4 separate regions of the Homo sapiens genome follow, and all the other regions are linked to region 1. Evidence: chromatin contacts called from ENCODE Hi-C or POLR2A ChIA-PET data. All regions are on one chromosome and are shown on one strand. The core of a region is the stretch at or near the end of the contact, and the rest is flanking DNA. Distances in the headings are between cores, read along the strand shown.

Evidence for each region. Hi-C counts contacts between places; a loop is a spot of excess contacts on that map. ChIA-PET counts read pairs that join two places held with the same protein, here RNA polymerase II (POLR2A). Pooled maps may share reads with other maps.
Region 2: a pooled map shows a loop between it and region 1 (5-fold over the local background). The contact joins two enhancer-like sites. A Hi-C loop is called at or near these places in 4 of 50 pooled maps. POLR2A ChIA-PET finds 5 or more read pairs at or near these places in 2 of 52 experiments (T-cell and activated T-cell).
Region 3: a loop to region 1 is called in a pooled map, with 19 times the contacts of the local background. The contact joins two enhancer-like sites. A Hi-C loop is called at or near these places in 3 of 37 single-sample maps with no recorded cell type and 7 of 50 pooled maps.
Region 4: a map of CD8-positive, alpha-beta T cell shows a loop between it and region 1 (35-fold over the local background). The contact joins the promoter of TXLNB here to the enhancer-like site in region 1. A Hi-C loop is called at or near these places in 3 of 168 maps with a recorded cell type or tissue (CD8-positive, alpha-beta T cell, naive thymus-derived CD4-positive, alpha-beta T cell and natural killer cell), 12 of 37 single-sample maps with no recorded cell type and 13 of 50 pooled maps. POLR2A ChIA-PET finds 5 or more read pairs at or near these places in 1 of 52 experiments (CD8-positive, alpha-beta memory T cell).

Annotation. Positions count from the first base shown.
Region 1 is chr6:141,482,471-141,485,046 of GRCh38, forward strand. No RefSeq gene overlaps it. Among named protein-coding and RNA genes, the nearest start is that of GJE1, 650 kb to the right of the region's middle. RefSeq lists an enhancer at 1,152-1,291. Within about 2 kb of position 1,306, at least 16 of the 41 ENCODE cell types and tissues checked have a DNase peak (open chromatin) inside an H3K27ac peak, as active enhancers do; they include CD8-positive, alpha-beta T cell and natural killer cell, where a contact is called at or near this core.
Region 2 is chr6:138,943,284-138,945,859 of GRCh38, forward strand. REPS1 (RALBP1 associated Eps domain containing 1) reads right to left here. Exons shown (of 20, transcript NM_001286611.2): 3 at 2,218-2,414; 4 at 1,936-2,089; 5 at 1,215-1,339; 6 at 570-732; 7 at 230-293. Among named protein-coding and RNA genes, the nearest start is that of REPS1, 44 kb to the right of the region's middle. Within about 2 kb of position 1,273, at least 2 of the 41 ENCODE cell types and tissues checked have a DNase peak (open chromatin) inside an H3K27ac peak, as active enhancers do.
Region 3 is chr6:139,160,791-139,163,366 of GRCh38, forward strand. The region is part of intron 1 of HECA (hdc homolog, cell cycle regulator); the gene reads left to right. It also overlaps a transcript of TXLNB not described here. Among named protein-coding and RNA genes, the nearest start is that of HECA, 27 kb to the left of the region's middle. Within about 2 kb of position 1,286, at least 8 of the 41 ENCODE cell types and tissues checked have a DNase peak (open chromatin) inside an H3K27ac peak, as active enhancers do.
Region 4 is chr6:139,290,692-139,293,267 of GRCh38, forward strand. TXLNB (taxilin beta) reads right to left here and starts at 1,307. Exons shown (of 10, transcript NM_153235.4): 1 at 1,230-1,307. All of the region lies in intron 4 of LOC102723690 (a long non-coding RNA gene), which reads left to right. RefSeq lists enhancers at 22-81, 282-531 and a silencer at 141-435.

The sequences.
Region 1 (2,576 bases), core at 56-2,555:
TTATGTAATAATATTAGAAGAGGAAGAACCTATATTCACATATTAATTATCATTTTTCTCACAAAGAAATAGAGATAAACCAAGACTAAGACATGGTCCCAAGATCACACAGCAATTAAGATTCAGTCCTTATTTACTATTCATTTCATTCTCTGAAACTGCAATTATATTTGCTTTCAAAGAATGTTCCAGAAAAATATAAGTGTAGAAAAAGAATAATATAGACATTAATTTCACTAAATAATATAAGCATTTTTTTTTTCTTTTTCTATCAGCTGAAAGCAGCCTAGGAGTGTTAATCCTCTTGGTGTTTCTCAACCAGACTCTTTTGCATGATAAAACAATTTTACTCTCATTGGTCTATTCTAGCATTTAAGTTAATTTTCCAACCATCTAAATTCCAAGTGTGCACCATAGAGGTTGAGCTTTTCTATCCATCTGCTACACCAATACCGTCCAGTCTATGCCAATGATTGAAGGGTATAAAAAAAGGGCCGTGTGGTCGTTTCAGTTTTGTTTTGTTTTGCAATGCAGACGCACTTGGAGCAGCAGGTCAATGAATTCTGGGAACTGCATCTTTTTGACACATGAGACCTTTGCAGAATGAATCAAAGTTAAATCCCATGAATAAATGCTAGTGTTTAATAATCATTCCGTTTATGGAAGCTTTATTGTGAATTCATAAAAGCAAGGACAATATTTCCTTGCAAGTCCACAAATCACCATCATAAGCAAGGCAATCGTGAATAAACTGAGCTGGACTGCATAGCCTCTTTGGCAGTTGCTAGTATTTAAATATGGATGGGAGAAGCAAAGACTAGGAGAAGTTGTCCTAAAGCAAGCAAATGACAGCTCCCACAAATAAAGGGAAAAATGTTAAAACAATAAACAAAAGAGAAACAATTACTTGCTCATTACAAACATGTCATATTGCATTCTTTATTTTGATTGTGGAAAATTAGCCATTGACTACCAGGAACAATTGATTTTCCTTCACAGCTGTTTTCTAATTACATCTGAACACTGAAAATTCTAGTGCAGCCATTCAGCTGTACAAAGAGAATTTTCTTTTATTATTTTTGCTATTGCTGCAAGCTCTGCCCAGAAGCATGACTATAGTTAGATGATCTGTACTGTATATATGTGGTGTTTGTATTAAAAGCCATGCTTTTCAGGGATGTTATAAGAACTCAAATATTTTAAATTACATAGGGCAGAACTTGGTGTACAAGCTGTTTTGCCCAGATGCTATTACGTAGCTTTCTCTTTCTTTTTGCCATCAAAACAAGGAAGAAGATAATGAAGATAGCTTAAATCGGTACATCCGTTTCTTAGTCACTGCATAGTCGTCAATTGGATCTATTTTTGTCATTGTGGCTTCTGATGAGTGTTTTGGCACAGTCTTACTGGGAGGGTGGAGGGTGATGGGCAGTTTCCTGTCAGTTAATTCTGTGGGTAAATTCTAAGCAAAGAGCATGGAGATTATTAACAGGCAGGATTCCAAGGTTTCAGAGAAGCAATTGAAATTTTTGGATGCTTCTCTTCAAACGCTTTAGAATTTTCCTCAAAATGATTTCAGTTTTAAAATATGGCCAGAAATATGAAACTTGCCCTTGGGAGTTTTCTAGGACTTGCGGTTAGTGAGTTCTGGAAAAATAGTTAAGATACTTCCTTCAGAGTTTAGGGTCTCTGATTAATCTTTACCATAATTTAGGTGAAATCAGCTCAGCAATGTTAACAATTCAGCAAAAATAAAGTGAAACCTTAAAATGTTTTTTTTCCAATGGAAAAAAAAACACAACATTTCAAGCCTGGGTTATTAAAGCAAAAACTGGGAGCTCTTATTTATTTACTTATTTATTTTAATTTTTTTAATTTATTTTTATTTTTTGTAGAGACAGGGTCTCACTATGTTGCCCAGGCTGGTCTACCACTCCTGGCTTCAAGCGATCATCCTTCCTCGGCCTCCCACAATTCTGGGATTACATACGTGAGCCACCACACCCGGCCAGCTCTTTGTTGCCATTTATTAAATATTTGCCCTCTTTAGAGGTAACTTTAATCAGGTATCTGTTCACTGGATGGCAATTTTTTAAGTCTTTGATCAAAACTCTAACCTCTGTAGTTCCTGTAGTAACGCAGTGTAACTTGAAATTTGCCATTTTACTTGGAAGGCTCAAAGATTCCTCAATGGCCCATCTTATTTTAGTATTTCCTTTGCCAAGATTAAGATTGAGGTGATGATTGTTTAATTAAATTAAATTTGGCTTGAGGCTGTCTCGGTACCGTAGGTCCCTACATAACAAACTACAATTTAACTAAACAAACTGAAAGCCTAATTTAGGAGTATATATTGTAACAAATTGCTAGGTCTCAGCCAGTCACAGCCGACTAGCTTCAGCCAATCACAGGCTGCCAATTGATCAGACCATGTCCAAACAAGTAAAAAATGCTAAGCTGTAACCAACCAGTTTCTGTACCTTACTTTCATTTTCTGTCCATATGTACTGCCTACCTACTTTGCAGAAGTGAGATCTCTGAACCACTCTGCTGGCTCTTGAGAGCTACTGGATTCC
Region 2 (2,576 bases), core at 23-2,522, 2.5 Mb before region 1:
GCTGATACAGCTTAAAGAATTTTAGCTCTTTACAAAGAACTACTGTATCAGTATCACTTATTTCTTTTCTGCAGAATAAGAGAGAAGCTGGCTATTGTAAGGCAATACTGAGTTCTTTGACAGCATTCTTGAAGGGGTTAGTTGTTTATTTTTTAAGGCTCTAAAATCTATCTGCTAGAAACTCCTTGGAAGCAACCCAGTTACCCAACTAATGATATACCACACTTACCAAATATGAGAAAGTTCAAGAATAGGAAGTTTTGATTTTGTAAAAAACTCTTTAGCTGCAGATCCTGAAATATTAAAACAGTGTTGTTTAATGTTATTCTGAACTTACGGATCCACGAACAGAATGTAAGAGTCTTAGACTTTTTTAACTGGGAAAAGATATTTTTAATATGTGAATATGTCATGTTTTTGGCCCCCAGTGATTATAAATTCTTTTTAGACAAATAATCTGATAATTATTTTATAATTAAAATCTATGACCAATAAAACAATGTCTTTGATATTATGAAATTGAGATTCTCCTGTCCCATCTAGAAGAACTTCTGTTTTCAACAACTCACCTGGAATAAATCCGTTTAGATCAGGCTGAATGGTTTTAAACTGATTTACATAATACTGTCTTTGTTCATCTGTTATTTTCCAGGGATCATCATAACTACTGGATTGCCTACGAATTTCAATGGCAGTTGTAGCTGATGCTACAGTTCGTACTGTTGTCTGGTCCTGTAATGAAACATTTTTTCCTCAGTACAATATCTACCTACATGATTATATGGACCAAGATTGCTAGGTTATTTATCTTTGAAAGTAAAACTTGCTTTTTGTGTATATTTAAAATGTAAAACCACACATCTGTTACAGTCAGATTATTGGATATGTTTTTGCACAATGATTATAGAAACGAGTAGAATGACAGCAATTATGTAAGCAACAGAAAGTTATGAAAATGTGCTAAGAAAGCCAAGCAAATATATTTCCAGATGCAGAAACCTTTCAAAACTTCACTAGGGAATCAGAAACAGAAATAAAATCAGCTGAAACATTCCAATGATAACAGATTTGAAATGCACAGAGCAGAATTTTGCTTTTAAATAAATGAGTGGATTTGCATTTATAAAATCTGCAACAGCAAAATATAAAAACAACGACTGGAGCAATACTCTGAATGAAGCAAATAAAAATGCAATACCAATAAAATGTCACACCTGGACAGAAGCAGGATGCATGGTTAAAAGAGTACTGGTTGGTGGAGTATCTGCAAAACTGACCCAGTTTTCTTGAGGTGGAGGTGGGGAATGCCCTGACCACACTGCATCACCAGCAGAAGAACCTATAAGGAGAATGGGTAAACATGCTGACTCATGTTTGAGGAAAAAAGTTACTAGGAAGTTTTCTTTCCAACTCTTACTCTGAAGAAATCTAACAATTTCCAAAATGGAATCTTTTCTGTTCTATTAGAAATTATACCTCATTTAAATATCTTCAATTATTTTGTGCTCTCCTTGTCAATAAAATGTATGTAATATATACATAATATTCTGGGAAATAATTATTCATTTTACCTTTAGAGAATCTGGTATCCATAAACTTGTCTAAACATCACAGATACACATAAATGCAATTACCACTTTTCAAAGCAATGTATCCACTTACAAATTTCCATAGTTGGTTTTTGCTTCTATTTAACTTAAACTTACAATTAAAAACTATCTGGGAGGCAACTCCTGAAGGAATATTATCAAGTTTCCTTCAATTTACAACCCTAAATAATTGTTACTTTCAAAAAATCTCTAAGCCAGGTTCTGTGGCACAAGCCTATAATCCCCACCTACTCAGGAGGCTGAGGCAGGAGGATCATTTGAACCCAGGAGTGCAAGACCAGCCTGGGCAACACAATGACACTCTAATCAATCAATCTCTAAATACCTGATTGTGCTTCACCAAAGGGAGACCAAAATGGCCCAGGTCCCGCGAGAGGCCTCTCACTATTCCCACCGCTGGGATGACGGCTGTGCTTCCTCCATGTGTGTGGAGAAGTTGGTGGGGATTGCTGTGGTGAAACTACTGGGGATGCAGGTTCCTAGAAAAGAATATTATTTTAAAATTTTAACTTTAAGGAGACATTTTAATTATTAAGCTACCAATAAGAGCCTTAGTGAAGCATTTGCACAGGGCATCAACTGCTAATATTTACATGCATGTGATTACCTGTGCATCTGCAGATGTACGAGGCTGAACCGTATCATGGCTTACGGATCCCTTTTTCACTTGCCCCCTGCCAGGTGGTGGGGGAATTACACCAGAATACGACCCTTGATTTTCAGAATCTGAAGAATATGAGGCTGCATGGCGAGATTCCTGTTCATTCTTTGAAGCAACAAATCTTGGCAGAGGAAGGTCCTTTACTGTTAACCACAAAATAATCATTACTTCAAAATAAAAAAGGACATATATATTGAAAACTAAAATAAGACATGAATTAGATATTAGAATTTTTGTAAAAATGGATACAGAAACAAGAGGCACAAAATGTCTATCACCACAAAATTTGGACCACCATCTCCCTT
Region 3 (2,576 bases), core at 36-2,535, 2.3 Mb before region 1:
ATTTATCTGGGGAGTGAAATACAGCGGTATAAAATTATGGTAGCATATAAGCAAACATTTTTATGAAACTTTACTATTTATAAAGTGTTTTCATGTACATGAGCTGAATAGGGCAAGCATTTTATCCCCACTTTACAGATGAGGAAACAAAACTGCTCAATGTCAAACAACTAATCAGGAGCAGACCTGGCATCAGACACCTCTCTTCTGTTATTCCCTGCTGCTTTTCCAGTTTGGACAATGTGTGTGTGTGGTGTGTGTGTGTCGGGGACAGGGGTGGTGCTAATGAGGGAGGAAAGTATGTTTGAACCGAGCCTTGAAGGAAATAATGTCCGAGTTTAGAGGCCAACACACTTCAGCAAAAGCATTGTCAGACATCCTCTGACTATTCCCGAGGTCCACCCTGTTACCCCATTTTGCCTGTCTCCCTGGGAGCCTCACCCTGCTGGTGTGTCATAGGGTGAAGTGTCTGTTGTGTGTATTACTGGGTGTATTTAACATGCTCTTGGCTTTGTATTTGTTTTTGAAGCCTACCCACAAGGCCACATCAAAGTGGCTGACTATAAACAAGCAGGGCTGGCAAGTTGGAGTGGGGGCTCTTCATACAAGGAAGAGGTTTTCTGGTTAGGAAACAGTGGAGCATGGCTGTGAACATGACAAACACTGTTAAAGGGACAGGGATGGGGCACAGCTGTGGTACCTTGTCTGTGTTCCATGTGTGCACTTCTGTTAGACCATTAGAGCTCTTAGCTCAAGACCTGGCATGTAGGAAGTGCTCAGTATTGGTTAAATGAAATATTTGCTGCTTTTTGAAAAGACACAGAATTTTTCCTCTCTTAATCCACCTTTCTTTAGTGTGAAAATACTTTTCAAAGAAATATCAAGTCAGTCTCAACATTTACAGTTGGAATATTGTGAATGCAAATGTTAGTTAGATCTTCCTTTGACCTAATTTGATTTTATTGGTCTTGGGTTAGTAAAATTTGGTTATTGTGGTTACATTTCAGGGACGTTTACTTCAAGGCTCTTCATCTGAAGGATCAAGATAAAAACAACTACACTTAATAATTGACCAATTAACATTTTAAAGGCCTCTAAAGGTCACAGCCCAGGTGACTGGTGAATTTACTCAGTTTCAAACCACTCTTCTACTTCTTTTTGTTGTGCTTCAGTACATCCAGGTCTGACTGTCTAGGATTACAGCTCTCTTTTTCACTTCTGCTCCTCTTGTCATGTGTGGGTTTGGTGAGCCAGTATCTTTAATGCGACTTTTTTCAGCACTGGAGTTTTACAAAGCCTGGGCCCAGTGGTGCCGGAAACACTAAGATGAGTAAGAGGCTTCCTCTCCTGAGTCGTCAGCTGGTGGGGATTATGAAGAGTCCCCATGATGAGGGACTCAAGTAAGATTGGGGCCAGACCATCAGGGAGGGGAGGAGAAGGGTTGGAGTCAGGATAGGGGGGCAATCCTGGTAAAATTGGTATGTAGAGAGGTGGGCCTTGAAGCAGTAGGAGTGGGGAGGAAGTTTACTAGATGCCAGGTGCTTTCTCAGCATTTCATGTGTATAGTTTTTTTCATTTCATTCTTCTGAACCATTTAAGGTACATTCTGTTGTTTTCTGCATTTTATACAGAGGAAACTGACACAAAGAGAAGTTAAGTAAGTTGTCCAAGAGCATGCAGCTCATAAATGGTCCTGCCTGGATTCCAACTCAGGCAGTCTGGTTGCAGAGTCTGAACTGTGAATTGCTGTCAGTGGCTGAATGGGATTTGGACAAATGAAGATTAAGGGGAAACCACGGTGATCAAATATTAATACATAGAGGTAGACAAATTGGTTTAGGGCCATTTTGCCAAGGCCCTGGAATCCCACACCTGAAGGGGATAATTGTAACATATGACAGAACTAATATTTGTATAGGCTTTATGGGTCCACATTGCCACCACCCTCTGCTGATTGATTTGGTGGAATGTTGTGTCTGTGGTTCAGTGTGCAGGGATAAGGTTGGGAAGGTTGTTGAGTAGAGGAGTCACATGGTTTGTTCCCTCTCATATGTCTTTAAGCTGTCGTGAGGTTTTGGCCTGTATTCCCTGAGCTCATGAACATGGTGTTAAGGCTCAGCCTCTGCTGTCTTCTGTACCCTGCCCATGCTCTTTCCCTGCCCTACAGTTACCCTCTGGAAAGAGTTTCCTGGAGTCTCCCTGTTTCTGCCTTTTCACCTCACTGTCTACCTCTGACCTGCCCTCCATCATTCCCGCTGGAGCTGTTCTCCGTGAGGAGACAGTGCCTGGCTCACTGCTCATTTTGGCTGGGACTTTTCAGGTTTATTGCATCCAGTGAATTCTTAACTCGGGGTGATTTTACCCCCTAGGGGATACCTGGCAGTGCCTGGAGACATTGAGTGGGGCTGGCCTCTACGGGATGGACAGTGAGGTTGCTGCTAGCTGCTAGACATCTTACAGGATGGCTCCCACAACAGAGATCCAGCCCAAATGTCTGTAGTGCAGAGGTGGAGAAGCACCGATGTTACCTGGTGCTCTGGGACATTTTGCAGTTCTCCATTCTTTTTTTTTTTTTT
Region 4 (2,576 bases), core at 57-2,556, 2.2 Mb before region 1:
TTTGGTTTAGGCCTTTAAGTTATGGTGCATTTTATTTGTAAATAATATTTAACAGTGATGCTGCTAAATAGCAGCATAAAAATGTGGCAAGATCCTCATAATTCACAGGTTTTGCTGTTGTGGTAACATGAAAGTGAAAACAAAAGCATACTGTTCTACAACTGCACAGCTTCCTTTTCCTGTTCTCAGGGCAGTAGATGTCAATTGAATGCTCAGACACCAACAAGAACAGAAAATTCAACACACAGATGTTGCCACTGACTTGTGATGCTCACCAAACACTCATAACTTAGAGGAAGTACTTTTTTTCTTTCACTGGTTTGAATTCACCAACTTGATTATCAAATAATGCAGCAGTTTCATTATTTTCATCACTGGGATTTCTTTTCCTGACCTCACTTGTTGATTGCACTCATCTATATATAACTTAGGCCTCCCCTGAACACGGAGAAAGACACACGGCACCTGCTGTCCAGCCAGAAGTTATTTTAAGCTATTCTAAAATGAGTCATGCCGTTTAGCACTTCATCCTTGAAAATCAAGAGAATCGTTTTTCAGTCAAATTGAAAACAGTAAACATTTAGTGGCTTAAATCCATACATGGGTTTTAAAGTCGGGGAGACTATCTTAGGATGAAATAAAATCTCAAGTAAAATGAACTTCAAAATAATTAATTTAAGATAAGCTGTCCATAGGAGTTTTACTTCGGTTAGTCTAAATGCAAGTGGCTGTTTGTATTTGATTTATTCTTCATGAGATGCCACAATCATTGATTTTTTAAATTCTTAATTCCATGGCTATTCTTTAAACTCCTGTTCCACATTTACTTTAAAACAGAACAGTCATTATAAAGCCCAGGACAATTCAATTCCCAAAAGTAGCCTCAAGACAAGTTAACAAGAGGGAAAAAAACAAAGTCAGAGAACTTTGTTACTTTTCAATCATCCATTTTATATTATGTGGCAAAGAAATTATTTCTAACTTTTATCTTATATAAACTTTATTGCCTTATTTTCCCCTCCCCAGGGAGAGAACTTTTCACTTGTGTTGGCTATTCCAGATGACTATCACAGACACATCCCTCCCTAAGCAACACATTTTATTTATAAATACAACAATGAAAAGTTCTCCAACAGTTCACTGGCAATCTCAAAGTTGCAAGTTTCGAACACCACAAACCGCACCCTATACCTTCTCACAGGGCTTGGGGGAGTGTTTGTCATACTTACCAGAAGGCAAGAAGCTAAGCAAGAAGAGAGAGGAGAGGAAGGAGGCAGGAAAAAGCAAGTCAGAGCTGCAGCAACAGCAGGAGAGGGCGGGCTGGCTGTGTTCTTACAAGGGAGAGAGAAACCCAATACACACACACACACATACACACGTGCACGCACGCGCGCGCACACACACACACACACACACACGCCACAGGCACTGATGGAGGCAGCAGTCTGGAGGAGGTGGGGGTAGGGAAAGGAACATCATATGACACAGCAAGGGGAAAATACACCCAAGCTTCCCTAGCTGTTGCCAGGGGAAATACCTTAGCAGAGAGAAGCAGCTGGAAGATCTCATTAGACTCTCCATGTTTTGTTTGTCCTTTCGGAAATTTAAACTCTGAGTATATTACCCCCGTTGCAAATGCAGTCTTTCACCATTGTTGTCCTTTTTGGGTAGAGATCAGTTTTTCTTACTTCTTGGGTTATCTCCAGTGTGGTGGAAGATTCATCTTCTTTTTCTTCTTCTTCTTGCACTAGCTTAATTAGTGTCAGGTTTCTTACAGGAATCATGGAAAAAGAAAAACAATGGCATAAGAACAGGGAGGTGGTGGAACCATTTTAATTCTGATGTCATTGTTTGGTTTGTTTGCAAAGTTTGAAATAAACATGTAGATGGTGATTTTGGAGCTGAACTGAGTATAATCTTCATGCACGTGGTAATTGGTGTGACCTTGGAGCACAGTCTTTCCCAGGTAACTCTTCCCATCTCAAACAAACCCTCAGGGAAGCAGTCTGCTTTTTCTTCCTTAGTTGGTGGCTTTCCCACATTTTGTAAATCCTCAACATGCTCCTTGATCCTCCTCAGAAAAAGAAATTCCTTCTGATTCACCATAAAATGCCTGTCTATTAATTTACATCCATTTGCCTTTTATTTTTCTTTCTGGAGCTTGTGTTCCCATACTTCCAAAGCAGATTCCTCCATCGGTTTCTGCTCTGGGGACAGGCTAGGCATAGTGGCATCCCTTGTGGGAGGCAGAATAATGCCACCCAAAAGATCTCCACGTCCTACTCCCTGGAACCTGTGAATATGTTTCTTTACATGACAAAAGAGACTTTGCAGATGTGAGGAAGGATCCTGAGGTAGGGAGGTTATCTTGAACTACTGGGTGGGTTCAATGTAATCATAAGGGTATTTATTTATTTATTTATTGAGACAGAGTCTCGCTCTGTCACTCAGGCTGGAGTGCAGTGGTGCAATCTCAGCTCACTGCAACCTCCCGGGTTCAAGCGATTCTCCTCCCTCAGCCTCCCAAGTAGCTGGGATTACAGGCGCCTGCCACCACATCCAGCTAATTTTTGTAT